7 separate regions of the Homo sapiens genome follow, and regions 2, 3, 4, 5, 6 and 7 are each linked to region 1. Evidence: chromatin loops called from intact Hi-C (ENCODE). Cell type or tissue: ascending aorta. All regions are shown on one strand.

Region 1 (4,000 bases):
GTCTATAAACAGATGAATGGATAAAGAAAATATGATACACACATGTGCACACACACAGTGGAATACTATTCAGCCTTATAAAAGAGGGAAATTCTGACATTTATAACAACATAGGTAAACCTGCAGGGTACTGTGCTAGGTGAAATAAGCCAGCACAGAAAGGAAAATATTGCAGGATCTCACTTATATGTGGCATCTAAAAAAGTCAAACGCATAGAAGCAGGGAGGTGGTTGCCAGGGGTTGGGAGGTGGGGAGGAAATGAGGAGTCATTGGTCAAAGGGTACAAAGTTTCAGTTAGGATAAAGAAGTTCTGGAGATCTGTCATACAGCATGGTGTCTATAGTTAATAATAATGTATACTAGGCCGGGCACAGTGGCTCAAGCCTGTAATCCTAGCACTTTGGGAGGTCAGGACAGGCGGATAACTTGAGGTCAGGAGTTCGAGACCAGCCTGGCCAAACTGGTAGAACCTCGTCTTTACTGAAAATACAAAAATTAGCCAGGTGTGACTGTGGGCGCCTATAATCTCAGCTACTAGGGAGGTTGAGGCAGGAGAATCACTTGAACCTGGGAGGCAGAGGTAGCAGTGAGCTGAGATTTTACCACTGCACTCCAGCCTGGGTGACAGAGCAAGACTGTGTCTCAAAAATAAATAAATAAATAAATAAATAAATAAAAAAAATAAAATTTCAGTTTAAAAATAATGTATACTTGAAAATTTCTAATAGATCTTAAATGTTCTTGCCACACACAAAAAATGGTAAGTATGCCAGGTGATGACTATGTTAATTAGTTTGATTGTGGTGATTATTAAACAATGTATACATATACCAAAACATCACCTTTATACTGTAAATATATATGTTTTTATTGTCAAGTATACCTCAATAAAGCTGGAAAAACATTTAATTCAAAAATAAGATAAACATGAAACCCTAAGATGCTTCCTTTTTTGTGTTTTTAGTCCCCAAATGCAATGAAATTCTGAGTTCTTAAAACCACTCTTTAGGGACTATGATAATTTCCTTATCGGTTCCATATGTTTTACTAGTGTGGTCTCAGAGGTTAGGAATCAACATTCCTCTGCCCCCAATTTCCCTTCCTTCCTAAAGTGCAGAGTCAACCAGAGATGAGTACGAGCATCCTGGTTTATAGGTTCCACCGGGTCTTTAGAGACCATCTCCTCACTGACTTTATTCGGGGGCTTTATCTTCCTGCTCGAATGCTTTTGTAGCAGCCCAGTGCCCTGAGAGTTGTTCTGGGAGGCACCAGATATTTATTTAAAAAAAACCATTGTTCTCTTATGGGTGCCACTTGATTACTCACTTGCCAACCCTAATCAACAGATGGAAACAATTTTGAGCACCTCAGTGAATGATTTTTTCTCTCCTTTTATATCAACCTATCATTCTGCTTGGTGTTGAAAGTGTGGAAGGGTGAGACACTCACCTTGTTTACCATCAAAGTGGGTATCAGAATGATATAACAGCAAGAGGCACCTGCGTTTCAATCCTGACTTTTATTTGTAATGTAACCTTGTGTAAGTGATTTAGCCTCTCTGACTCAGTGTCCTCATCTGTAAAATGAAATCAATTGCATCTAAGGCATAGGGTTGCTTAAAAGATTAAAGGAAATCACAGGCAATACCCTTAGCCAAAAGCCTTAGACAAAGTAGGCACTCAAAAAAATGTTATTTCTTTTTCCTTGGGGAGAAGAAAAAATACACATATGAAGCAATTAGTGAACGAGACAGCAGATACACAATGCTAAATTGCTGGTAGAGTCAGTAAGTGCTCAAGGAGCCGGAGGAAGGAGACTTCAAAGTAGGCTGGAATCTACAGGGAAGGGCTGGGGAGAAGGAAAAAAAGGGTCAGCCGCTGGAGGGTGGGTCAGAGGGAACCACTGGGGAGACGGGCCGGGGAGGGGCGGCAAGCTCACTCCTTTTACCTCTGGGTTTGAAACTGACTCCATAAGCCCTTTGGGAACAAAACTGTTTTGCCCCATTTGGACTTCCGGGTGTTTAAAAGTAGTGAGGGATACTAACCAAACAACCATAATAAAGGCGTAAAGTTTTGTTTCTTCTTTTGTTTTTTAACTAGCAAGGCCATAATGAAATTTGAAGCAGAAAGTGAAAATTTGCATCCATCTCTGCTGCAGGAACCCTGTTTTAAAATTTCCTCTTCTCAGATCTGTGTCCCTAGGAGGACGCAGCGCGTGATGAAATACAAAATTCTCCGTTGCTGATAGCAGAAGTGATTAGAAGGGGGGTGGGTGAGGCAGAAATCATCTTTTAGTTTAAACTGTTGTAAATCAGACCCGAAAACTAGGCTATACATTATGCTTTTGTTACTCTGAGAGTTAAATTATAAGGAAATGAACTGTGCATAATAATTCCCCACGTCACTGACTTGCCTCCTTCTCAGCTTAATGTGCTCTCCTATGAAGCAGGTTTAGCGCTTGGAGCCATGGCTGGGCGAAAGGCGCCCTCTAGTGGCTATCTTCTACAAGGCCGCCGGAGGGGCGGGAGAGACCGTGTCCCCACCTGGACAAAGAGAAGCCTCATCCTCACCTGCTTTTGGAGACACTGGGTCAGGAAGGTCAAAGGAAGTGGCTTCCAAGAGAACTGTGTGTCTCCAGTTGACTTTTCCAAGTTGTCAATAAAAATTGTGAATTCTTGTTTCAATATCAGTTATCTGATACCTGTGTCAGTACCTCCTCCAGCCAAGCAGGGAAATAGCAAACAGGAATTCCCGTTTAAATTTCGTGCATTTCACCCAATACTTGGTAAAAGCTGAATAGCATACAGCTGCCAACCCACTCCCGCCCTGGCCTGCCCTCAGTTCTTGTTGAGCTCCATTTTCTGAGAGAGAATGCCCTGGTATTCGAGAAGGCCGCCTAACCAAATTCCTTGCAGAACAGAAAGTTTCAGATAGTTCTGGGGCCCTGCGAAGCCTCTCACTAGAATGTATTATTTTTTTCCTTAGACCAAAGCAATTAAAAAAAAAAAAACTCAGAGTTTCAACTACAGAACTCATAAAGAGGCTTCCCACTGACTGGGTTTAAACAACAACTGAAAAAAAAGGTCTGGTTGAAGCAGGGTTTCTGCTCAGGATTTCTTCTCTCTTCAGGTGACCTAAGAAGGCTGACCAGAAAGAGTTCACCCTCTGTCACTTGCCTGTGCTCATGACTAATGACACCAAGAGTCATCCGTACCCTGAACACTCCCTGCCACATGCTTCCACCCTCTTTCTTAAGTGGATGGTGTGGAGAGGTCACAATAACACACAGCCTGAAATTGCTCTAACTGTAAACCCAGAAAAGCTGAGACTGGTCTCATTTAATTTACAAAGTTTACTTTGCTAAGGTTGAGGATGCGTGCCCTGTGAGCCCGTGACACAGCCTCAGGAAGTCCTGATGACATGTGCCCAAGGTGGTCGGGGAACCGCTTGGTTTTATACATTTTAGGGAGACATGAGACATCAGTCAACATATGTAAGTAGTACATCAGTTCTGTCCAGAAAGGCAGGGACAACTCAAAGCAGAGAGGGGGGCTTCCAGGTCACAGGTAGGTGAGAGACAAATGGTTGCATTCTTTTGAGTTTCTGATAAGCTTTTCCCAAAGACACCATTAGAATATGCAGCTATCTCAGTGACCAGAGGGATGACTTTGAATAGAATGGGAGGCAGGTTTGCCCAGAGCAGTTTCCATCTTGAATTTTCCTTTCAGCTTAGTGATTTGGGGGGTCCGAGATATTTCCTTTCATATAACTAAAGCCTTCTTGGTCCCCTCCTGGGACCCAGAACCAGAGTCCACCTCGTGATTCTGTCGCATTCTAAAACCTCATGTCTTGCTGGAAACACGGCAATGGGAATTCTCAATTTCTGCGTTACGCACAGGATTTCAGGTCCTGGGTTCTTGATTGGGCTGGAGTGAGTATGTGCTACAGCCAGCATTTGAGGAGGCAGAGGAGGGTTGGGGTGCAAACCCCAGCATGCAGA
Region 2 (4,000 bases), 120 kb after region 1:
ATAAATACTTTATTTGGAAATATGGTCTTTGCTGATGAAATCAAGTTAAGATGATGTTATATTGGATTTGGGTCCCAAATCCAAGAGGACTGGCATCTTTATAAGAGGGAGATTTGGACACAGACACACAGAGGGAATCCCATGTGACAACACAAGTGAGACTGGAAAGAGGCAAGCCAAAGAGCACCAGGGATTGCTGGCAACCACCAGAAGCTAGGAAAAGGGAAGGAGAGATCCTCCCCTAGAGCCTTCAGACAGAGATGGCCCTGAGGACACCTTGATTTCAGACTTCTGGCCGCCAGAACTATGAGAGAGTAAATTTCTGTTGTTTTAAGCCACCAAGTTTGTGCTAATTTCTTACAGCGGACCCCAGAAATTAATTCAGGTTATCAAAGGGATTAAGTACAGGTAGAGGAAGCAAAGCCCTGAGAACTTTGCCCCTGGGCACAGGAGGACGGAGGGTCTTAGACCAAGGATCTCCCAACTTTGGAAGCCAGATCCAAAGCTCTCACCCCCAATATGCGTGGATATCAGAATATGTCAGTGTTCGGGGAAGATGATGATAGTAACAATGATGACTACAGTTGTTACTAAGATAAAGAAAAAGAGAAGAGACAGAAGAGGGAAAAAGTGAAAAAAATGAGATGGAGGAAAGCATAATTTTAGAGTAAAATGACAATATCATTATAATTTTATATCTATGACCACAGTCAAGCTGAATGAGGAGTAAAACTCCAAACTCTTGTTCTTCTGGGTAAAATAATATTTATTATGTAAACTGCTTTCCATTTATGCCTAATAATATAATGGCACAATAACAATTATGTGTATCGTTAAATGTTAGATTTAAGTTATTGTAAATTTCATTTGGTCAAAGCAGTAAACACTATGGAAATGACTTTTGTAAACAGTGGCTCCTAACATGTGGTCATTAGCTCACAATCCAAAACAAAACCTGTAGGCAACATTGCTTCATTCCATTCAAATAGGTACAGAAAATATGATGTGGTACTCATGCTATTTATGAATTTCACCACCCAGACAAAGATAAGGATTGGGAGAAATTACGCATTTTATTCCATATGAAAGCAAATGTTAAAAGAACGCAGCCAGTCCACAGCGTTGCTATATCCTTTGTCTATAGCATTCTTCGACCAAAATAAAAGTGCTACATGTTCGACAGAGGAATGTTAAGCTTTCTTTGGCATACCTCTAACATATCTGCTGCCTGGGTTTTAACAAAGACTGTTTGTCATTAATGTGTGCTCGCTGGTTTGTATACCAGTCTCACACACACAATAAGGTCTCCTTTCATGCTCCCACCAAGACTTAAGAAAAATATCCTGCAAATGTGAATGCACAATCATGTCTAATTGTTGCAGTTCAGCTGAACTTTGCCTCTCTTATTTTGAGACCATGAACATAATCTCACAGTTCTCCTCTCCCAAATATAACAGATTTTTTTGTTTGTTTGTTTAATGATCAGTCTGGGATTAAACAAAATGCAATTTGTTTTTAAAGATATTTGAAACTAAATAGGAAGTCTCATTATTGGTTTATTGGTCTATAACCAGGTTCTTTCCTGTAGAGAGATGTTTTCAACATTCAATGTGAAATCCACACATAGCAGCACCCTTTCTAGGGATGGGGTGTTGGTGCCCTCTTGAGGAAGAAAGAACAAGGCAAAGGAAAAAGTTGAAGAAAGCAGTTGGAAACTGGGAGAATATTTAGGTAGCCCTGTGCTTAAAAAAACTCTAGTCTCTCTCAAAGGGCAATTCAGTCTGCCTGGGATATGGCCAACAAACTTTCTGCATTTTGTTCCAGCACAAAACTCACACGTTATGATATTTATAAGTATAGCCTGTTTTACTACCACTTTTTATTTACAGTGTGTTTTCCAAGGAAATGCCATTTTGATGAAGCAGTGCCGCCCTTGCTTTCATGTAGCTCACAGGCAAGAATGACTTTTGATTATTAAATCCACAGTCACCTGACAGAATATTTGCCGTTCGATCCCTGGGAGCGGTACTTGAGGATCACAAATCTCAAAGAGCTCCATCTATTTTACCCTCCTCCCCCACTTCATACTCTGGCCTAATCTAACTATACACAGTCGGTAATTTTACTCTTTACTTAATATTCACTTCTGCCAAGCTCCTAATCATTTGTCTTACAATTCTTTGAACTCAGTCCAATTTTCTGCCTCATTCTGATTCCAGGAATGTGGGCTTAGACTATCTTTTTTTAATATATATAGGACAAGTGATACCTTTAGTTAGACTCTCCACCCTCAATCCCCAAATTTAAAAACCTTTTTTAAAGTTTCCTTGAAAGAAAATTAATTGACAAATGAACAATCCCAGAAAACTAAAGAGACTTTAGGAGCATTTTACTGGATTAATTCTAATAGAGTATCAGCAGCAAATCTTCTGTGGTTCTAACTTAACACGCAATGGACCCTTAACCCAATTTTGGCCTTAGAGCCACCCGTCTGGTTCTCTCTTAAGTTAGTATTATCTTGGCACTGGTCAGTGTAAAGATGCAAACGTGTTGGCTTCCAAGAGACAGTATAGTATAGTAGTAGATCAGAAAACCATTTTAAAACTATGTCACCTGAGTCCTAATTCCCTCATCTGCCACTTTCTGATTATGTAAATCTCATCAAGCTCTCTGGGCCTCATCCCAGTATCTGTAAAATCGTAATGTTCAAAGTGCCTCTGTGGGCTAAGAGACCCTGGGGCAATCCTAGGGACACAGGCCAGGACTTCTTTTTGGCCATTTGTGACAATAGTTCCTGTTTCTTTGAACATATTGAATTTACAAAGCTGTTGAGGAAAACAGAGCTTAAAATACTCTATTTCAACAAAACAATATATTAAGTTAAAATAAGGGAACTAGAGTAGAGCCTGGGGTGGTCTTTAGCTTTGTTTTGAATTGTCCTGAGACAATTGTCATGTTTTGCATCCTTGCTACTTTGTGACAGCCTCTCTCTCTGTGCCCCAAGTGAGAAGCTGCAGCTTGACTCCATTCATGTCAGTCTTTGTAGGTGTCACAGGGAAGCTGCTCTTTCAAGGTGGGGAAGCTGTGACGACTGTGTTGTGTCCACAGTGCTTCTTTGTGAACAAACATATTTTTGCCAGATCTGCCTAAGAAAGAGTGGGTGTTGGATGGTGAAGAAGGCAGAAACAGATTTTTATCTCCATTCAGAGCTTTGAAACCTTTCATCACTTTAAGAGAGAGATTTCAGCATCAGAAGGCTGAAAAACCAGGTCAGGTAATATTAGATTGTTATATAATGTGACCTGAAGTCAAAAGTAAAGGGAGTTTGCTGGGGGAAAAACAAAATAAAACTTTCTGACTCTGTTATTTGTCTCAAAATTCTGAACCTCCTGCTCACTGTCATACAAAAAGAATTTACTTATCAGCTCAGGACCTGAAAGGAGTCTCTTATTTTTTGACCAAAAATTCCCCCAAAACATCCCTCCTAGAGCGATTGCAAGGATTCAATGAGACAGCGGTTGTAGTGTGCTCAGCCCAGGGCCTGTGAAGTGATTGTAGTCAGTAGATACTCATCACTAACGACTAAGCTTGCCCCTGATACAAGGTACTCAACACGGGGAGGTTTAATGTCTTGTGAGTGAGAGGTTGGCGAGGGGATGGTGGTGGGGGAAACCCAGCAGATGCCTGCAGAGACAAGATGTGTGTCCCTTTAAGTCTGGGCAAGGTCAGACAAGAGGACTAGAATGCTTCCCACAGTTATCACCAATCAAGTCCACCTTCATTGTGGTAGGGCCTGTCTCAACATGGGCTCAGGGGTTCTGCTACTGAGAATTCTTGGAGAAATCTTTGGCATTTTCTACCACATGTTCTATATGCTTGTCTTTATAGCATCTAACTTTTGGCTCTCTTCCTCACAGAGCCAGAAAGAGTGCCGCTTTAAAGGTGAAGAATTGAGCATGTTAGCTGCTGTGTGCCATTGATTATTTTATTGATGCAATTT
Region 3 (4,000 bases), 230 kb after region 1:
TAAGTGTTTAGTGTCAGATGGACAAAGCCTGAACAGTATGTGCCAGAGTACATACCTATTCCAGCTTTGAAAATTTGTCTGGGAAATACCCTTAGAAACATACTGATAGCCTGAAAGATAATAACAGCAAAACAAATAGAAAATGTAATTGGAACTATTCTACTTATCCTTCTTAGACTGAGGGAAAGAGACTCTGAAATATATTTAAGATAAAGATGTATAAGAAACAATAGCAACTTCTAAATGTGCTATATTTTTCATTGCTCTAGTAGCCTTGTTGCTATTATATAAAAAACTAAAAAATTAATGCTGTGTGTTCCTATGGATGGGGATGGCCTGTGTCTGCATGTTGCATTATTTTATCAAACAAGTGATTTTTTTTTTTTTTTGAGACAAGCTTTCACTCTGTTGACCAAGGTGGAGTAAAGTGGCACAATCTTGGCTCACTGCAACCTCTGCCCCCGGGGCTCAGGCAATCCTCCCACCTCAGTCTTCCAAGTAGCTGGGACTACAAGCATGTGCCACCACATTTGGCTAATTTTTTTTTTTTTTTTTTTTTTTTTGGCAGAGACAGGGTTTGGCCATGTTGCCCAGGCTGGTCTTGAACTCCTGGGCTCAAGCGATTTGCCCACCTCGGCCTCCCACAATACTGGGATTACAGGCATGAGCCACTGCACCTGGCCAACAAGTCGTATTCTTTACAATTTATAGATGGCTTCAATTTCCCCCTAAAAGATGCCAGTTGACAGCCTATAAAGCATTTTATTTTTCTGCTAACAAATGTATTTTCAACAATGCTAATTCTTATCATGCAACACAAAAGCACCTACTGAACCAAGGCTACATAATGATAAACAAGATGTGTATAACCCAACATAAAGCAATACTGACTTTAAGATCACAGAGAATATATTAGTGACAGATTTCCATTGTAAGTGACCAAAACCCAAATGGCTTAAGAAAATGAATTATTGACTCATGAAACTTAAACTCAGGAAAATCTAGCTTCAGGTACAGCTAGATCCAGAAATCTATCTTTCCTTGTATCTCTTTTTTGCTGTTTTTTGTGTTGACTTCATTCTGAAGCAGGTTCTTCCAAGAATCTCTATGCTTCTCTCCTCCCAGCTGTGCAAGCTCAACAGCTTATAAACAGTATAGCATGCCAGGCGCGGTGGCTCATGCGTGTAATCCCAGCACGTTGGGAGGCCAAGGCGGGCGGATCAACTGAGGTCAGGAGTTCAAGACCAACCTGGCCAACATGGCAAAATCCTGTCTCTACTAAAAATGCAAAAATTAGCCCGGCACGGTAACAGGTGCCTGTAATCCCAGCTACTCAGGAGGCTGAGGCAGGGGAATCGCTCGAACCCAGGAGGCGCAGTTTGCAATAAGCCAAGATCGTGCCACTGCACTCCAGCCTGGGTGACAGAGTGAGTCTTAGTCTCAAAAAAAAAAAAAAAAAGTGTAGCATTGGCAAAAGGCCTAGGTGTGATGCTCTGGACAGACACAGGTCACATGCCTGTTTTTGAAATAATTCCAGTAGCAAAAGAGATGCAGAACTCTGTTCAGCTAGGCCTGCCCACGTGCCCATCCCTGGAGACCAGGAGTGAGATCTGCTCTACGCCAACCACATGAACTATGAGACAGGGGAATAGTGGCCCCTAAAGGAAAATCTAGGTGCTATTACCAGAAAAGAAGGAAAGAAATGTTGAGCAGACAAAAACAGCAGAGGTCTGCACAGATGGGAAGATGCTTTCTTTATGCTGACACTGGGGATAAAATAAATGCTCAAAGAAGGCACAGTACAAAAACTTACTCAGGTAGGATATATAGTGAAGCTTTTAGACTAAGTCGTTGCCAGTGATTAACGGAAGCTTTTTCTTAGTCATTTCATCTTTCAAAATAGAGGGGAAACTGGGAGTCTGGAATTAGCACTCATTGTTTGACTGTTCAAAGGCCTGGTATAGTTTGATGCTCAGGTACCTCATATTCAACAAGAAATGAAAACCTTGGAGTGAGAAGGACCCTCTTTCACCCTCCTCTGTGCTGTGGGATGCCAAGGCTTACAGAGCACCACAACTCCCCCAGCCTCTGGCTTCCGCTTGCTCTCAGCTGCTGGAGTTCTGGCTGGAGACGGAAGGGCGGGAGGAAAGTGAGGCTGGAGTGTTTGTTCCCAAGGCGACCTTCCTGCAAAACCACAGCTCCTTTCAGGGAGCCTTCTCGCACAGCTACGGCGACCCTTGCAGCTCTGCCTGGGTTCTGGTAAGCATTCTCTCCCTGACCTTCAGATCTGGAGGTGGGAACAGCTTCCTGCTGTTGCTTGCCCTGGGATGCTTCTGTACCTTCTTTAGCCCTGCTCACACCTTGGCTAATCATCATTGATTTGATTATACTCTTCTCAGTCACTCGAACTTGAGTTTATTGCCTGCTTCCTTGGAGCGGGAGAGTGGCCCAATTGAGTCAAGAACAAATTTTGTAAAGAGATAAATATAGTAAGTGCCTGGCTATCTATTGTTATTTCAGGGATGAGGCAATACAAAGGCCTTTAGCTCACTGGCCTTCTCACCTATTGATCTACTCACTAATACGTGAATTTCCTTTAAGTGGAAACAAAGCCTTTCATTACACTGCATTTACATAGCGTATAAACTTCCCTGACCTCAAATTGCTCCACTATAGAAATGACTGATATCAGATTCTTTCTTGAGGAATAGCACTGACCATAAAGGGAGATAGAACAGTGAAGTTCAGAATCTGATTATGACAAATAAGATGGTGATGACCAGGCACGGTGGCTTATGCCTGTAATCCTAGCATTTTGGGAGGCCGAGGCAGGAGAATCACTTGCGCCCAGGAGTTCGAGACAAGTCTGGGCAACATAGGGAGACTCTGTCTTTACCAAAAATCTAAAAATTAGCTGGGTATGGTGGGGTGCTCCTGTGGTTCTGGCTACTTGGGAGGCTGAAGGGGGAGGATTGCTTGAGCCTGAGAGCCATGCTTGCACCACTGCACCCAGCCTAGGTGAGAAAGCAAGAGCCTGTCTCAAAAAAAAAAAAAAAAGATAGTGACAACATAATGAAGAAAGGACCCAGAAAAAACCTACAAGACTATGCATACCAAAGAAAGACTATGTGTACCAAAGACGGACTTTTTCAACTCCTAATTTTGAAGGCTGACTCTAAAGCTAAGCATCTCTTCTTTACCAACCTAGAACAAATTAGATTACCCACAATATGGGCTGAATCCTGTCCCCCTCAAAATTCCTATGTTGAAATTACAAGTCCCAGTACCTCAGAATGTGACTGTATTTGGAGATAAGGGCTTTAAAGAGATAATGAAGGTAAAATGCGATCATATGGGTGGGATCTAATCTAATATGACAGGTGTCCTTATAAGAAAAAATTAGTACACACACACACACACAGAGAGATCATGTGAACAACACAGAGAGAAGATGACCATGTACAGCCAAGAAGAGAGGCATAGAATAAATCTTTCCCTCCTGACCCTCAGAAAATCCAACCCTGACAGCACCTTGATCTTCCACTTCTAGGCTCCAGCATTATGAGAAGTTTCTGTTGTTTAAGCCACCCAGTCTATAATACTTTGTTGTGGCAGCCTAACAAATTAATACACCCACTCCCAGAGTTCCCAAGGTAAAGACTTACTCAAAGAGAAAGAAAAAGCTGAATTTCTCTGCCAGACCAAAAAAACCAAATCAATCCACTGTGTCAGCATCCTGAAGCTGCAACTTGTGTATATCAACCTAAGGCAAAGTCATGGCCACTTTCTTACCTACCAATCCATCAATAGCTGCCATCAGATGCATCTTTTGGGACAACAAAATAATTAGCACATTTATTTGCCAGCCATTTGGGGGAATTGATGTAGGGCTGAACCACTGACTCTTCTACCAACTAGTGGGACAAAGCTTCATTTATAAGCAAGGACTTGGCATTTTAGAACTCAATGTGTCATCTCTTCCTGCACAATGATACTGTAT
Region 4 (4,000 bases), 110 kb before region 1:
ACAAATTGGCTCCGTTTGTGTGTCAAAACACATGGCAAACTGCCTTGCTTTGCTGAATTGACTCTTAAAAAGCCAAGCCATGTTCTTTCGGCTTTATACAGCAGCAACGTGAAAGGCTGTGAAGCTGTGACAGTGCCTGAGTGGATGCCCTGTGGAGGAGACTGGGAGGCAGCTGATTCTCCTATTGCTCTTTGTGGGCCCACTAGTTGGCCTTCATAAAAATGACCTTTGTGCCAGCAGCAATCATGTCTTTCACTCCTCCCAAAACTAGAAAGGCACAGAAACAAGAAACCCTTCTAAGCATGCATTTTTAAGCCAAAGCTTCATTTTCAAGAACACCTGAAACCCAAATGATTCTGCTTGCATTCTGTCTCCTTAGCTCCTTTGTCAGGGTCCTGACCTTAACTCTGTTATTATACAGTTTGGAATTTCTGGAGCCCAGGTTTACCCTGAGGGAAAATAAGAAAACAAATAAGCTTTAAAAAAAATTTTTTTGACCTAACCCTACATCCTAAGGTCACCACTGAAATACATCAGATTCAAAATCTACAAGGTCTTAAGGTCAAGCTCACAGGAAAGTCAGGAAAACTAGAAGCTGTGAAGGACATAGATCTGCTGAATATATTAAGCTCGCATATGTGTGTGTGTGTCTGTGTTTTCTAATCCTCTAAGGTAAATTTATACCAATCCATACAGATGTACTCTTTTCTGTTTATTATTCCCAATTGTGTAATGGAGGTTAATGTCATACAAAGGGGAAAAAAAAGTCTGGAGTTTGACAGGCACTCCCCCTATTTTGTTTTAAGGTGAAACAAAGAAAATGAAAGCTTGTTCTTTGGGCCAGGATTTCTTGCTCCCTAATTCTACCCAGACTGGATCGTCTTAAATCTGATTTGGGATTTGAGCATTATTTGGATTAGCTCATTAGTGGGGCACCATTCTGACAAGCCACTAATCTGGGGCACTGGTGCACAGCACCATGACAGTATTATGCTGAAAATGAGAAATCTAACGAGATTAGACAGATCCTAGTGCAAATGGTCTAAAGGTATTTTGCATGGAGATCCATGAGCTGGGGAATGCAGGAGGCAGGCAGATGGAGGCATCAGACTCAGTTGAGCTAGAACACAGCAGCTGCAACACCCAGAGTGATCTTCTGCTGAAAGGCAGCAATGTCACACCTTTTCTAAGCAGGTTCTGTGGAATATCAAGCAATTGTCAAGATTAAAAAGTAATAATAATAATAAATAATTAGGTGGTGGACAGGGGGCAGTGGGAGGAGCTATGAACAGAGAGGGAATTTTATTGTAAGACTCGCATGCAGTTTCGTGTCCCTGTGGTGGGAGCAGGAACAAGTTACAGGGTAAGAACTAATTGGCAGCTGGGACCAGCAACCTGTTATGTTCTAAAGTTACTCGCCCAGTACTGGTTGTAGAGAAAAGCTCCACTGTTGCTTTTTCCTCTGGTACAGTTATTTTCTTTCCTCCCATTAACCTGTGATTTTAGTTGTTTTTAAGCTGAACCAAACATACTGGTTCCCTTCTGCTTAGAATGGGGCTGTTGCTAAGATCAGAAAATGCTGAACTCCAACAACGCGTGATTTATAATGTCCAGATGTGGCTATGGGGCAGCAGACAACACACAGTGGAAGGGGACTTTGTGTCTCCCCCATCCCTTTCCCTCCTCGTTCACTCAAAGAGGAAACAAAAGTTTCCATGGCATTTTCTTGCTTGTAAGTGGAAAATCAAGCCATTAGCAGAGCCCAGGAGTTGGCCCCCTGGGATGTAATTCCTTCTTCATATTGTGCTCGTCTGCCACCTCGTGGTGACTTTTAGGACTCCATGAAAGACCCGCTTGTTAATATAGCTCCCCCACCCCATTTAGTGCCCCTCCTAGAAGAAGCCTAGAAGAAAATTCAGTCTCAATCCATTGTATGGATCATCTTTAAAATGAGCATGTGCAAGACAAAAGCAAATGCATTTCAGTACATGTTCATTACATACAAAATCAAGCACATGGCTTCTTTTGTATTCTTCCTTGCCAGGCAGTGAACGAGCATTTTGACTTAAAAGTCAAGAATTATCATCTAAGTATTTAGAACTGAATTCAAGACAGAATTCTACTTCCTTATTTTACCTTTTCACATGTGTTTAGGGATTTAGAGGAGAAACTCAGCCAGAAACTAATGGATGATACATTTTAATGGAGTGCCTCTGTTTGTTTTAAGTATCTTAATCAAGTGTGGATGAAGACCTTAAGGGGTATTGGAATAATTCAAGAATGCTGGTCCCAACATAAGAAGGTGAAGCAAAGTCATCACAGACATATTCCTAGTGTCATAGAATCATTAAACTGTCTAAAGCTGAGAAAAGGATTCCAATGAAGAGAGAGTAAAAAAAAAAATTCCCTGAGAAATGTATCTTCCTAAACACATTTTAACCCTCCCTGCCAGAAACAAAAGGCAAGTCCAAAACAGTTGTCAGAGTCCAGAGTCTGAAAAAACAGAGTTCTAAGAATCACTGGGAGATGATTTGGGGCACTATTCTAAATGTTACTCTTATAAACCAAGCATGAATTATCTGTAAGGTTTCAAGTATCCTAAGCCAAAAAGAAAGCTGAAAAAGGTGGACTACCCCACATTTTTGGTGATATAGAGAGGAATGGTTCATGCTTCAAAAGACTATTCTAAACATAATTGCTTACAAGAACTTAGGCAGCAAGGAAAAGAGAGGTTTTTAAGTTTTCCCTTTGGACAAAATCCATTGTAGATTTTTGCTTTTTTGCTTTTTCTTCTTGAGATTCATGAAAACCCTTTGTCATTCAACTGTGGCTGAGCAGTAATCTATTGTTTCACTTAAACACACACCAGAAGAGATGATGTTGATTAATCAAAGTAGAAGAAGTAGATATGCTTTGAAAACAAAAACCCTGTTAGTGCTTCAAAATGAGTGTCCATTGGCCATCAGGAACTCTGTTGCTAGGGAGATGGTTCCCAGGCATAGGTGCTTTTATGGCTGCTGCATTTAACTGGAGGCATAGTCCCCTGACAGCTTGTTTGATGACCTTTGGACTGATGTCATGAATGAAAGGTTTTCAAATATTTAAGTTTTCCTGTGTGTCTTAGCATGAGGGGATTGTGCTGGTGTGACTGCTTTTCAAAGGCAAAACTAGGAAAGGAGAAAAGAAAAAGTGGGGATACAGGAGAACATGATCAGATAGCCATGTTGAAAATGGGTGGTGTCAGGGAGGCATGGACAATAATGTGAGCTCAGAGACAACACACCCTGCTGGTCACTGAAACAAGACTTGAGTTGGGAGCAAGGCTGTCCCACGACTACAGAGAAACCAACATGATGTGACTTGTATTAATCATATTTTATTAAGGAATGACCATGTGCCAGCTTCTTATGTACTTCATCTCATTCATCCCCACTCTCACCCAACCCAACATGAGGCCTTATTGTCAACACTTAACATGCAAGAATACCAAAGCTGAGCATCAGAATAGTGAAGGGCCTTGCCAAATGATAATATATTGATTATTATTATTACTATCATTATTATTTTGGTCTGATCTCAAACTCTTGCCTACCTCCAATTATCTTCCTCCAGGGACTTTCATAGGACTTGAAATTTCTGGGATTTAGTAGCAAGCATTTACCAACTGACACTACCCCCGTGCAATGAAATATTTTTGGATGAAATGTGTATAGGTGTGTATGCACACTCAATATAATTGCAGACACGTCGTACTGTTAGTGGAACTCAGATCCTGATGATGCAAAAATAGTAAAACATTTTGACTGAAAAGTTGAAGACTAAAGAATATTGAGGGTAGGTGCTGAGGAGGAAACTTTCCAAAACTAGAACATTGGACATAGAATCTGGATGAATTTCAGATGGTTGAAGATAGAATCTTTTCTGGTCTGAAGGTTGGAAAGCAACTGTCACCAAAGAGATGATCGAGTTGACTTTTGATAGATGCAAGGAATCAAGTAAG
Region 5 (4,000 bases), 1.5 Mb before region 1:
TGTATTTAATTTTATTCATTTAAATGTAAATTGCCGCATGTGCTTACCAGCTACCATGTTGGACAACTCAGCCTCAGAATCAAAAGACCAGAGCTGAATAATTCCCATAGAAACCCATAGAAATTCACACCCTTATCAATCTCTGTGGTTACCATACTTGTTTGCCAAGAAAGGAACCCCAGTATCAGCAGAAGTTCTGATTACCAAGGCAGCATTTGAAAATGCTCACTGTCTGTTTGGTTAAGGAAGAGAAGAGCTAGCTTATATTCATATTATTGTCTATCATCCCATGTTCTTTCTACGCTCTCTTGGATGACTTTCCCAGAGCACTCACCAGGAGTCAGGGTCTTTATGATGCTCTCCCAGCTTCGGGCCTCAACTCCACTCGTCAGTGGAGACCACCGCGGAGAAGCAGGTGGGGGCAGCAGAAGCCTTGAGGACAGGGCAGCTGGACCTTCAGTCTCTACTTGGGTGTCCTTGAAAATTCTGTTAACCAATTTGGAACCACTTTTCTCACCTACAGAATGATGGGTTGACTTGAATGATTTTTAACCTTATCTGGTTTTGAGTTTTGGCTATGACTCTTTCCTGATCGCATTCTCACTCGTGGATTTAAAACAGGCTTTAGTCTGAATTCTGTAGGCCAACCTAAGCAAGTTGAAATTAATGCTCTTTTATCCTTAAACTGTTAATGCATGGATGGGGCTTCAATGGATATTCCATCATCATAGTATTTGCATTGGGTACTTTTCCCAAACAGCGAGTGCTAATGAGTATGTCAGGCATCTTGGCAGGGCTTTTTGAGGAGATATTTTTCAACAAGGCTTTTTCTAGCCTATCATAAAAAATACAGATTCCACTTGGCAATCACAACCAAAGGCCAAGAATGTATTTGTAACGTCATAGCACTTATAGGTTATGCAATTGGATATTTTAGGGCTACGATATGAAATTTTTAATCATTCAGAAATATTTTGAAGAGAAAATTCCCATTCTCTTACTAAATTCATAGATGAATTTTCTTGGAAACTTGAATCTTCCACCCACTAGTGCACATTACCTTGCCTTCATTCACATGCATATGTACCCTATCAAATCCCCCACAGATTTGTAAGGGATTTTTTTATTGTTGCTATTGCTGTTTTCAAATTTGTAACCTGTGACTTATGGTGCCTTAATTAGACATCTACATGTCAGGTGATTGTTACATTATGATGGCAATAGCTGCTAATTTGAGCGTGAAAGTCTTGATGGAAAGGCAGTAGTCAGGGAGCTGACCTTTTGCTATTGAGGAGACTCCAGGGTGGGTTAATTCACACCCACCATAGTCATTAGTTCCCACTCTCCTCCGTCATATTTACTCCTACATAGTTTACTGAGCTGCCAATCAACCCTTAGTATCTGGATGAGCACACTGATGGGGAGGGGGCTGGCATGGCGCTTGCTTTCCTGCTGCAACCAAGAAATCATTTATAGAGGCAGTCTCTTTTTCAGTCTCCAGACTCAGATACTATTTATTTATTTCAAAATTAAATAAAAAAGAAAATAAGTAGTACACATCTTTTAAAAATTCAAATTACACGAAAAAGTATCCTGTACAAACTTCACACCTGTCCCTTAGTTTTCCAGTTCACTTCTTCCCCATTGATGCAGGTTTTGCATATTCTTCCAGAGATATTGAGACGATATGGCAAAGTTAAAAGCAAAGACACATTTTATGTTTCTCTCTAACTTTCCTTCTCTAGCTCTTTGCCTCCCTCTTTCCTCTAGTCCAAAGCAGTAATGATCTTGAAAACCATTAGGGGGCAGCTGTGACCAGAAAAGGAAACAACAAGCAGAAACGAGGAACTAAAATCCTAGAGGAAGAGAGATGCAAAAGGAAATGAAAGGAATGCTAAGCAGAGAGACCAGCCAAAGAGAAAAATGGAAAAAAGAGGAAGACGAAGAAAGAAAGAAACACAAGCATTATAAAACAAAAGGAAATGGAGAGCGAGGTGATGATATTAAAAAGCTAAAGGCAGCGTGTGTGTTAGGGGAGGGATAGCTTATGAAGGCCAGGGATTATCTGAGGTTTTGTTTTGTTTTGGTTTGATTTGTTTTTTTTTAAAGCAAACCTGTGGAACCCGATTGACTCAATGTTAGCAGAAAGTAGGAAGTTATCTTTTTCAGAACTGGAAGGCATTTATTGTGCTGGACTTTACATTCTTAGGACATGCTTCAAACTGAAGGGTTCTGAGCACCCTCTGTCCATTTGGGCTTGCGACGTGGCGGGCAGGATGGAGAGGAACAGCCCGCTTCCCTTACATCTTCAGAGTGCTTAGAAATGCTTTCAGGCCTCAGCAAGACAGCAAAATTAACCTGAATATAAAGGTGTAATTCTATTTCTCAGGGCAGCAGAGCTAAAAAACGAAGGAAGGGGCTTCTTTTGAAGCCGATGCGATAATCAAAGTGCTTTCAGGTGTACTTCGGGCATACCTCCCCTGGTTTCAGCAGGCTAACTTCATTAAAGCGCCTAGCTACTGCTTTAATGTTTTCTAGGCTTTCCCCCAGGGTACATTAAGCAGAAACAAGCTCTCATGGGAGCTTGTTCCCTGATGTTTTGCATTGTGGATGGAATGCAGGGGCAACATTTATGCTGGAATAATATTAAATGGGAAATCGTTTCTAGAGCACAATAAATATGATCACTTTCAGCTAGTAACCTCTTCTCTCTTTCTAATCCAAACTTTCCCTCCCCACCTTTAAAAAAGTGACAACAATTTTAGGAAACTCTGGTCTAGAGTCACCAGATAAAGCATGGACCATATGCCTCCATTTATTATTTGCTGAATCTGATTCAGAAGGTAGAATACTCCCCAAGCTGCCCCAAACTCTATGCCCAATGCTACTCATCAAAATTCAGTGAAAACTTTTATTTTAGGATCAAAGGCACCAGCTCTTGGTCACATTTGTTAGACTCATATATTTACTGAAGATCCAAGATGGGTAGAGTCTACTTTGGGTATGCTGGGGTTATAAAGAAAAAGCCTGGGGTGCACCTGCCCTAAGGAACCCTTAAGTCCTGGGCCAGATCAAACTGGGGCTTTCTCCAGTGGCCATTAGAGTTTTGATGAATTACGGTAAATTGCAATTTGACCTATTTTGAACAGTGGTCATTTTCCAGAATGTGAGGTTTCTCCTGTAGCTTAAAGTGAGAAGCTGTCTCTAATCCCACCTCTCTCTCTCTCATTCCCTTTTTCTGTGACATGGATTCCCAGAGTTGAGTTTCTAAACTGTTTTAAAATTCATACTGGAAACTTGTCCAAACAAAAATCTCTGACCAGAAGCAATTTGCTTCCCTTTAAAAAGTACCCTAAAGTTAAATTACATATTTACTTGACTTTGTGTTTCTTTGCTAGAATTTGGCAAGGATCTAGGATGTGAAAACATTTCCCATTTGATTTCTCATTTCATTTGATTATAACTTAGAAGGAATAAATGTAATTTTTGACCTTTCAACACACCTGGAAGTATGTGTTCCTCTTGCTGTATTTGACTGACAGTATTCTCATAAATAGTGTGGCTTCTCCAACACTGAGCTCCCTTACTCCTTAGAAAATGGAAGAGTTGGCTAGGCGCCATGGCTCATGCCTGTAATCCCAGCACTTTGGGAGGCTGAGGTGGCAGATCACTTGAGGTCAGGAGTTTGAGACCAGCCTGGTCAAGATGGCGAAACCCCAACTCTACTAAAAATACAAAAATTAGCCAGGCGTGGTGGCAGGTGCCTGTAATCCCAGCTACTGAGGAGGCTGAGACAGGAGAATCACTTGAACCCAGGAGGCGGAGGTTGCAGTAAGCCGAGATCGTGCCACTGTACTCCAGCCTGGGTGACACAGCAAGACTCTATCTCAAAAAAAAAAAAAAAGAAAAAAGAAAATGAAAGAGTTACACTTTAGGGGAGAGGAGTATTCTGGGGCAAGTCAACTTAATAATATTATTAGACTAAAAATATAAGACAACA
Region 6 (4,000 bases), 1.8 Mb before region 1:
CAACAACCTATTCAGAGGTCAAAGGAATTTGGGAAGCTAAGTTAAGCAAAGTTAAACAACTTACTTTTTTTTTTTTTTGAGATGAGGTCTCACTCTGTTGCCCCGGCTAGAGTGTGGTGGCACAATCTTGGATCACTGCAATGTCTGCCTCCTGGATTCAAGCAATCCTCCCACCTCAGCCTCCTGAGTAGCTGGGACTAGAGGCACATGCCACCTCGCCTGGCTAATTTTTGTATTTTTAGTAGAGATGGGGTTTCACCATATTGCCCAGGCTAGTCTCAAACTCTGGGGCTCAAGTGATCCACCTGCCTCAGACTCCCAAAGTGCTGGGATTACAGGTGTGAGCCACCGCACCCAGCCAACAACTCTTTCTTTCCTTTTCCCTCCCTCCCTTCCTTCCTTTGTTTTTATTTCATAATTGTAAACTGAACTCTGCAATCCAGCTAGGCATGGAAGGGAATAAGGAAAACATAGACCCAAAGGGAACTGCAGCGAGAACACAAAGATTCTAGGATACTGCAAGTAAATGGGGTGGAGGGTGCTCTCCTGAGCTACAGAAGGAATGGTCTGGTAGTTTAGATAAAACAGAAGTCATACTTAGAGTTGTCCACAGTCAGCAGTGGTGATCTTCTTGCTGGTCCCGCCGTTCCTGGACCCAAAGCGCTCCATGGCCTCCACAATATCCATGTCTTCTTTCACCTTGCCAAAGACCACATGCTTGCCATCCAACCACTCATTCTTTTTTTTTTTTTTTTTTTTTTTTGAGAAAGAGCCTATCTCTGTCACCAGGCTGGAGTGCAGTGGTGTGATCTCACTTCACTGCAACCTCTGCCTCCCGGGCTCCCTCGCTGGGCTTCCCCTGCAGAGTCACGACTGCTCCCTGGGCCAGGCTTCCCTGGGGGCCCTCCGAGCTCAGCCAGCCAGGCTCTCAGGCCCGACACCTGCCTCGGCCAGGCCCCAACCCCAGGGGCAGGCGGCCCCTCCTGGCTTCTCCTGTAGGGTACCTTCTTATCCCCCATCCCCCCAGGAAATGGCGCTCCCTCAGCCATGTGGCACTTCTGGGCTCCTGACCTAGGCCATGGGGAGGTCTGGGGATTCTCCTGCCTCAGCCTCCCGAGTAGCTGGGACTACAGGCATGCGTCACCATGCCCGGCTAATTTTTCGTATTTTTAGTAGAGACGGGGTTTCGCCATGTTGGCCAGGCTGGTCTTGAACTCGTGATCTCAGGATCCTCCCGCCTTGGGCTCCCAAAGTGCTGGGATTATAGGCGTGAGCCACCGTGCCGGGCCACATACAACCATTCAGTCTTGGCAGTGTAGATGATAAATGGAACCATTTTTGTTGGGTCCAGCATTTGCCATGGACAGGATGCCAGGAACTCTATGCCTCAGGATGAAGTTTTCCTCATCAAATTTCTCCCCATAGATGGACTTGCCACCAGTGCCATTATGGCTTGTGAAGTTACCACCCTGACACATAAACCCTGGAATAATTCAGTGAGAAAAGGAACCCTTACAACCAAATCCTTTCTCTCCAGTGCTCAGGAGTGAAAGTTTTCTGCCGTCTTTGGAATCTTGTCTGCAAACAGCTCGAAGGGGATGTGGCCCAAGGGCTTGCCGTTGACAATGATGTTGAAACACACGATGGGGTTGATCATGGCTGGTAGTATGGGGCTCCTGGTGGCGGCAGCAGTGTCTGCAAAGCACAACTTTTTTTTACTCAGACTTTTTGGAGGCCTTTTTTTTTTGAGATAGGGTCTTGCTTAGTTGCTCAGGCTGGAGTGCAAGGGCAGCGTGACCATGGCTCATTGCAGCTTCAACCTCCTAGGCACAAGTGATTCTCCCACCTCAGCCTCTTGAGTCGCTGGGACTACAAGCATGTGCCAGCTAATTTTTGTATTTTTTGTAGAGACGGGCGTCTGTCTGTGTTACCCAGGCTGGTCTCAAACTCCTGGACTCAAGTGATCCACCTGCTTTGGACTCCCAAAGTGCTGGGATTACAGGTGTGCATGGCCTTCTGAGGCTTCAGTGTGCTAGGAAAGCAGGGTTTGAGTTTCCAAGCTCACGTGACTGCTTTTGCGGGGTGTCTCATTTAGACTACAAGTGGCTCTCAGAGTGTCCCGGTCACACTTCCCTTTCCCATCTTGTAATTATATCACCAACAGAGATCTGCATAGCATGGATAGATGGTCAGTGCTTTCATAGGATCAAAAGAGTCTGCATACTTAGTAACTGATGTTTTCATGTACCCCTGTTTAGTAAACAGATGGGCTCATTTAGGCAAGCAATTTAAGAGCTTTTCATTCATGCCTGGAGGGCCAAAGAAAGGAGGTTCTTCAACATTGGATTTGTTTTTTTCAGCATTCTAACATCCACTGCTTATTGGTAGCCGACTTGAGAAAGTTTCGCTATTGATGACTACAGTTTAGGAAACATCTATTTTCAATCTTTTGCGCCTTCAGGGCCATTTCACTTTTGGCCACCAGATGGCAGAGCACGGTCGTGCTTCGTGCTTGGGTTTTCTCTGTGGTGGGTTTATGTTGCGCGCTGACACAGGAGTAGCCGAAGCCTTGAGCCTCTGAGCAACAGCTGTGTTCTTGGAACACGTAGGACATTGGATTCTATCTTGTTTTAATGATTCCTGGACTTATTTCTTACTATGTCAGTTCTTAGGACAGTATAACTGAGCCAGAAACAGGACTTTTATAAAAAGTGCTTCATTTTTCCTGAATGAGTTGTCGGCTCCTGCTACTGACTTGCTGACATTTGCTGTTTGGAGGTCAGTTTTCTGATTGCATAACAAGTAAATTTTTTTTTTTTTTTAGTTGGAAAGAGTAAGTGAAGAAATTTGTCAGATTTTATGTTTGGGTACAGGGTCTCATTCTGTTGCCCAGGCAGTGGCGTGATCATAGCTCATTGTAATCTCAACCTCCTGTTCTCAAACATGATCCTCCCAAGTAGCTGGGACTGCAGACGTGCACCACCACTGCTGGCTAATTTTTGAAAAATTAAAACTCCTTCCATTCAGATTGCTCGCTTTGACACTGTGCAAAGCCCTAAAGGGCCTGACAACACCTCTATGTTTTAAATTCGGATCTCAAGAACAAGGATGTGATTAAAGATCTGTATGGATGCGGGATGATTTCTGCTTTTCTAGTCCAAGGCAAGATCCTCTTTTGCGAAGGAGGTGAGGATGAAGATACAAGTAAGATTCAGGAGAGATAGGGCCCCGAGGGAAGGAAGAGGGGCCAGGACAGCAAACAGTAATCTCCCCTGGGTGGTTTGGCTGGGGAACTTCTTATTATGGACCTACGAGGAGGCACGCAGTTCTGAAGAGGCCTGACCCCCACCCCCCCAAGCTTTTTTTTGAGGTAGGGTTGCACTCTGTCACCCAGGCTGGAGTGCAGTGGCATGAACATGGCTCAACCCAGCCTCAACCTTCTGGGCTCAGGTGATCCTCCCACCTCAGCCTCCTGAGTAGCTGGGACCACAGACGTGAACCACCACGCCCAGCTAATTTTTCTATTTTTTTGTAGAGATAGGGTTTTGCCATGTTGCCAAGGCTGGTCTGGAACTCCTGGGCTTAAGCAATCCTCCCACTCCAGCCTCCCAAAGTGCTGGGATTACAGGCGTGAGCCACTGTGCCTGGCCTCTAAAACCCTTTGAAATGAAGAAAATTTAAATAGTAGTATGTTTGCAGCTGGTTTGGCAGACATTCTCCTCAAACTGGTTCTTGAGGATTGGAAATGGGAAGACAAATGAAGGAAGAACAGATCTTCATTTCTTCTCACCATCCTTCTATCCCTGTGCCCAGCACTGAGATTTGGGTGAAGACTGTCCTCTTTTTCTCTCTACCCACATGTGGAAATTCTAGCACACTGCGGTTCATTAGGTGCTCTGTGATAGCGGCTGGAAGGTGAGATGAGTGCTTGTTCACCACCTCCTGCCATGTCCTCTCTTAACATCTAAAGAACAGCCCGTGGGGAGGAATCGGCATGTAA
Region 7 (4,000 bases), 550 kb before region 1:
AAAAAAGACCACTTAATCGTTTCTATAAAATTTCAGAGCACAGAGGATTTACTTTAGATTGAGATGATTTACAAATGTTGACTGGGATAAAATACAATTTCACCTTGATCTTGAAAAATTCATAAGAACTGAACAGCAGGAATAGATACATTTTTTACACGTATATAGTGCTTTGTAATTTCCATTGTATTTTCCTGCACACTTTTTCAACCTTCCCAATAATACGATGTGAACGATATCATTTATCACTCTCATTTTACCAATGGAAAAACTGGAGTTACAAGTGGTTGAATGGCTTATTCAAAACCTCAAAGCATACGTTCATTCATTGACTGTAATTATTTGAACAGCTAGGAAATGCCAGGCACTGCTGCAGGCACTGGGAATACAGCAGTGAATAAAGCAAAGACCCCCTCCTCATGGAGCTAATATTGAATAATACAAAATACAACATAAACTGAATCTTCGATGGGCAGGAAATAGGGACAAGGATATAGCAGACAACCGGAACATTAAGAAAAAAAGCTTTGGAGCTAGAAAGTCCATGATACATAATAAATCGTACAGTAGTTTCGCCACCACTGCGGTTGAAGTGGGTTTAGAGAAAGTTTGGAGGCATTGTGAGGCCTCTAAATGGCTACAAAGTTTGGACTTGATGCAGTATACACTAAAAGGAACAATATGATTTAAGCAATACTTTTTAAATAATGTAATTTACATTATTAATAGTGTGTTAATTACAATAACAATTGATGACTTACTACAGGCCAGGTGCTCTCCTGAACACTTCGTGTTAACTTACATAATTAGTACTATTTTTAGTTCCACTTATCCATGATGAAACTAAGGCACAAAGAGGTTTAGCAACTTGGACAAAACTAGACAAATAACAGGGCCAAGAAATGAACTGACTTTTTTGTCCAGAATCCAAGATCTTAACCATTCTGCCTACATACGAGGCACAAAAACAGCTGACAGGTAAGGAAGAGACTAAAAACAAGACGACCAATTTCTTGTCAATTACAGTAACCTTGGCCTGAAATATTATGGATATAAATTTGGTAGCTGTGGAAATTCAAAGACAAAAACAAACATATGGGAAAGGATAAAGGAAAGAATAAATTGGCTTTATTAAATAACTAAATTTTTAAAATAACTGCAAGTTCAAGTCTGGGAGACTAGGAGAAGGTGCTCCTAACCAACAAAAACAAGGATGTCAATGGAAGAAGCCAACTTGAAACTAACCAACAAAAACAAGGATGTCAATGGAGGAAGCCAACTTCAAACTGAGTAGTTTTGATCTGCATGAGATGTTATCAGCATCCTAGGGAGGAAATGCAGAAATGGACTCAGGAACTAAATCAGCTACAGACATCGTGTTCTATAACCTCTTCCTGGGTAGGATATTTCCTCTTTTGAAAGATGATGAGTTTAATCCACATGACTGTTGAGGTCTTGTTTGGATCCATGATTCTACAATTTTGTAATTCTATAAGCGGAGAGTAATCTTGAAAATTCTGAGCTAAAATTTCATGACCAAGGTAATTCATTTGTTCTTCAGGAGCTTCTGCATTTATTTCTGAAACCTTCTCCAAACTTCTTCTATGTGCTTTTGTGCTTTTATAACATCAACTCCCATGAACCAAAGTAAGACTTTTTGAAGGAAAAACAAAAACACATCATATCCTGATTTGTTTTTCTTTTAATTGTGGCTTTAAAATAGGTACTTTAGCTTGCGATGGAAATCTTACTGATAAAATGAGGGCTAAGAAATGAAATAAATCAGGACCTTTAAAAAAAAAAAAGCTGTTTAACTTAATTTAGCATTCTCCTTCTCCAGAAAACACAATATACTTCATAGATTGTCCAACTACAGACTGAATAAGTTACACACTTCATCACCACCAGCCATTAATCTTTCAGCCAGCAAACAGGTAGGCGGGAAGAAGTCTAAATTTAAAAATAAATTTAAAAGAGGAGTTTTTATAAATGCAAGGAATTTCCTTTAGCCCTTACTAGAAGATGCACAAAAGCACAGGGAAATATATGCAAACTCTGGCTTTATTCTCCATGCCTGAGTCTGTGAGTTGTAACAAAAAACATAGCAAAAATTATTTTCAAATAAAGTAGAACAAAATACTTCATCCTGTTCAGGAAGTAGCTCCTGTGAGCTGGTTTCTAGGTAACTGTGGACCCACTAGAGGGCAACAGAGTGTTCAGAAAGCAATTTGGCTTAAGAATAAAGAGCCTGGCTTTAGGTCACTAGTTCATGCAGCATTGCGCAAACCAGTCTCCATTTTAAAATCATGTTACATCTCCAAATGCTCCTTATGTTACCAAATAATATGTTCTGATAAAAGGATTCTCATTTCCAGTTTAATCATACTGGCATTTTCATTTCGCAAATAATAACAATATATTAATCCAAATGTTCTGTCATATTCAATATCTTCTTATAAAACTATTTTACCAATTTAATAACTTCATTCATATCAGTTTTGTTTAAAAAGCAGTTAAAATATACAGTAAAATAGTTTATTTGATGTTTAAATACCTAAAAACATCTAATGGTAACATCAAAACACCTACATTAAAAATACTGTAATAGCACTACCATAGTATCATTAATATAACAGCATTTGAGTTCTCAGTATATGCTATACTATACTTAAAATTTTATATAGTTTACCTACCTAGTTTTCCTACACCAACCCTGTAAGAACATTATATTCATTTTACAAATGGGGAAACCAAGACCAGAGAGATGAAGAAGCTTGCCCAAGGACTGATAACTAATAGGAGATAAAACTGAACTGAAATTATAACATTTGAATACCAGATATCACATGTGATCCAGTGGGCAATTCACTTGGAAGCCCTGAAAACCACTGGCATCTCTCCAAACTAGCCCCCTAGGATAGGCAAAATTTAGTCAAGAACAGAGGCATCTTTCCATGTTACTTTACTACATAATACAGTATTACTTTTGTACAGTTAATGAAACCATGGCAGTAATTGACTTTATATAATAGATGTGATAGACTGCCATGTTTTCATGTTATATTGCAGTTGTCTTCTTCAACCCAGCCAAAAATTAATAATGGCAATTACCAAAGAAAATAATCATTTTAAAAAGCTTAATACTCAGAAGCTCTCATGCTCACTTAAAAGGAAGGAAGCATTAAGCTTTGCAGTGGTTTACTAAGCATCAGTCTTCAGACTTCTTAGGGCCTTTACATACTGCAGCGAGAAACTGATAAGTGAACAAGGCTGTTTGTCTGTGACTTTGAAATAATTTCTACACTATAGACGATAACAGCATAATTAGATATTTAAAGATCAAGTCTCAAAGAGTGAAGGCTCACCCAATAAACTGAGGATCATTTGTGATGGACTTTGGGAGGAAGGCAAAGAACAAGGAACCCATCTGAAGTACAAAGCATTTATCTCATCCTGCAGGATCTCAATGCCCAGTCAATATGAAATTTGAGAAGACTAACATCACTTTAAAAGTTAAAATGGGAAAAGAGGCAGTGTATGTATTAGTGTCCTATTGCTGCTGTAGCAAGTCACCACAAATGCAATGGCTTAAAACATCACAAATTTATTATCTGACAGTTAAGAAATCTGAAACAAGTCTCACTGGGCTAAAATCAAGGTATCAGCAGGACTGTGTTCTCTCTGGAGGCTTTAGGGGAGAATCCATTCCCTTACTGATTCCAATGTCAGAGGCCAGCTACATTCTTCGCTGGTGGCACCTTCTCCATCTTCACAGCTGGCATTGGCTGGGTGTGTCTTTCTCACATTTATCTCTCTAATACTCTCCTGCCTTCTTCTTTCATTTATAAGGATGCTTGTGACTACATTGGGTCCATCCAAATAATCCAGAATAATCTCTCCATTTTAAGATCCTTAAGCACATCTGCAAAGACGCTGTGTCATGTAACATTCATATTCACAGGTTGTAGAGATTAGGGAGTAGACATTTTTGAGGCGCCAT

Evidence for each region. Hi-C counts contacts between places; a loop is a spot of excess contacts. Peaks named below come from ENCODE experiments on the same cell type or tissue, not always from the same donor. Only the 100,000 strongest peaks of a DNase experiment are listed, where the experiment ranks them.
Region 2: a loop joins it to region 1, with 6 times the contacts of the local background. A loop is called at or near these places in 9 of 110 quality-filtered maps.
Region 3: it touches region 1 in a loop (4-fold over the local background); 5 of 110 quality-filtered maps call a loop at or near these places.
Region 4: it touches region 1 in a loop (2.2-fold over the local background); 16 of 110 quality-filtered maps call a loop at or near these places.
Region 5: a loop joins it to region 1, with 5 times the contacts of the local background. A loop is called at or near these places in 28 of 110 quality-filtered maps.
Region 6: a loop joins it to region 1, with 3 times the contacts of the local background. A loop is called at or near these places in 15 of 110 quality-filtered maps.
Region 7: it touches region 1 in a loop (5-fold over the local background); 22 of 110 quality-filtered maps call a loop at or near these places.

The regions. Positions count from the first base shown.
Region 1 is chr2:204,143,906-204,147,905 of GRCh38, reverse strand. It overlaps LOC124907966 (a long non-coding RNA gene), which reads left to right. Exons shown (of 2, transcript XR_007088054.1): 2 at 2,447-2,684. Among named protein-coding and RNA genes, the nearest start is that of ICOS, 210 kb to the right of the region's middle. In ascending aorta, a CTCF peak has its summit at 2,490 (motif pointing left); a DNase peak (open chromatin) is centred at 2,485; H3K4me3 peaks cover 844 bases; H3K27ac peaks cover 649 bases.
Region 2 is chr2:204,022,369-204,026,368 of GRCh38, reverse strand. No RefSeq gene overlaps it. Among named protein-coding and RNA genes, the nearest start is that of ICOS, 88 kb to the right of the region's middle. In ascending aorta, a CTCF peak has its summit at 1,671 (motif pointing left); a DNase peak (open chromatin) is centred at 1,669; H3K27ac peaks cover 3,636 bases.
Region 3 is chr2:203,916,617-203,920,616 of GRCh38, reverse strand. No RefSeq gene overlaps it. Among named protein-coding and RNA genes, the nearest start is that of ICOS, 18 kb to the left of the region's middle. In ascending aorta, a CTCF peak has its summit at 1,683; no DNase peak of the experiment used is centred here; H3K27ac peaks cover 1,294 bases.
Region 4 is chr2:204,258,104-204,262,103 of GRCh38, reverse strand. No RefSeq gene overlaps it. Among named protein-coding and RNA genes, the nearest start is that of PARD3B, 290 kb to the left of the region's middle. In ascending aorta, a CTCF peak has its summit at 1,820 (motif pointing left); a DNase peak (open chromatin) is centred at 1,803.
Region 5 is chr2:205,673,914-205,677,913 of GRCh38, reverse strand. No RefSeq gene overlaps it. Among named protein-coding and RNA genes, the nearest start is that of NRP2, 6.6 kb to the left of the region's middle. In ascending aorta, a CTCF peak has its summit at 1,796 (motif pointing right); no DNase peak of the experiment used is centred here; H3K4me3 peaks cover 320 bases.
Region 6 is chr2:205,946,748-205,950,747 of GRCh38, reverse strand. It overlaps the pseudogene PPIAP68. Among named protein-coding and RNA genes, the nearest start is that of INO80D-AS1, 140 kb to the left of the region's middle. RefSeq lists an enhancer at 3,686-4,000. In ascending aorta, a CTCF peak has its summit at 2,474 (motif pointing right); a DNase peak (open chromatin) is centred at 2,517; H3K4me3 peaks cover 601 bases; H3K27ac peaks cover 966 bases.
Region 7 is chr2:204,690,307-204,694,306 of GRCh38, reverse strand. The region is part of intron 2 of PARD3B (par-3 family cell polarity regulator beta); the gene reads right to left. Among named protein-coding and RNA genes, the nearest start is that of PARD3B, 150 kb to the right of the region's middle. In ascending aorta, a CTCF peak has its summit at 2,176 (motif pointing right); a DNase peak (open chromatin) is centred at 2,226.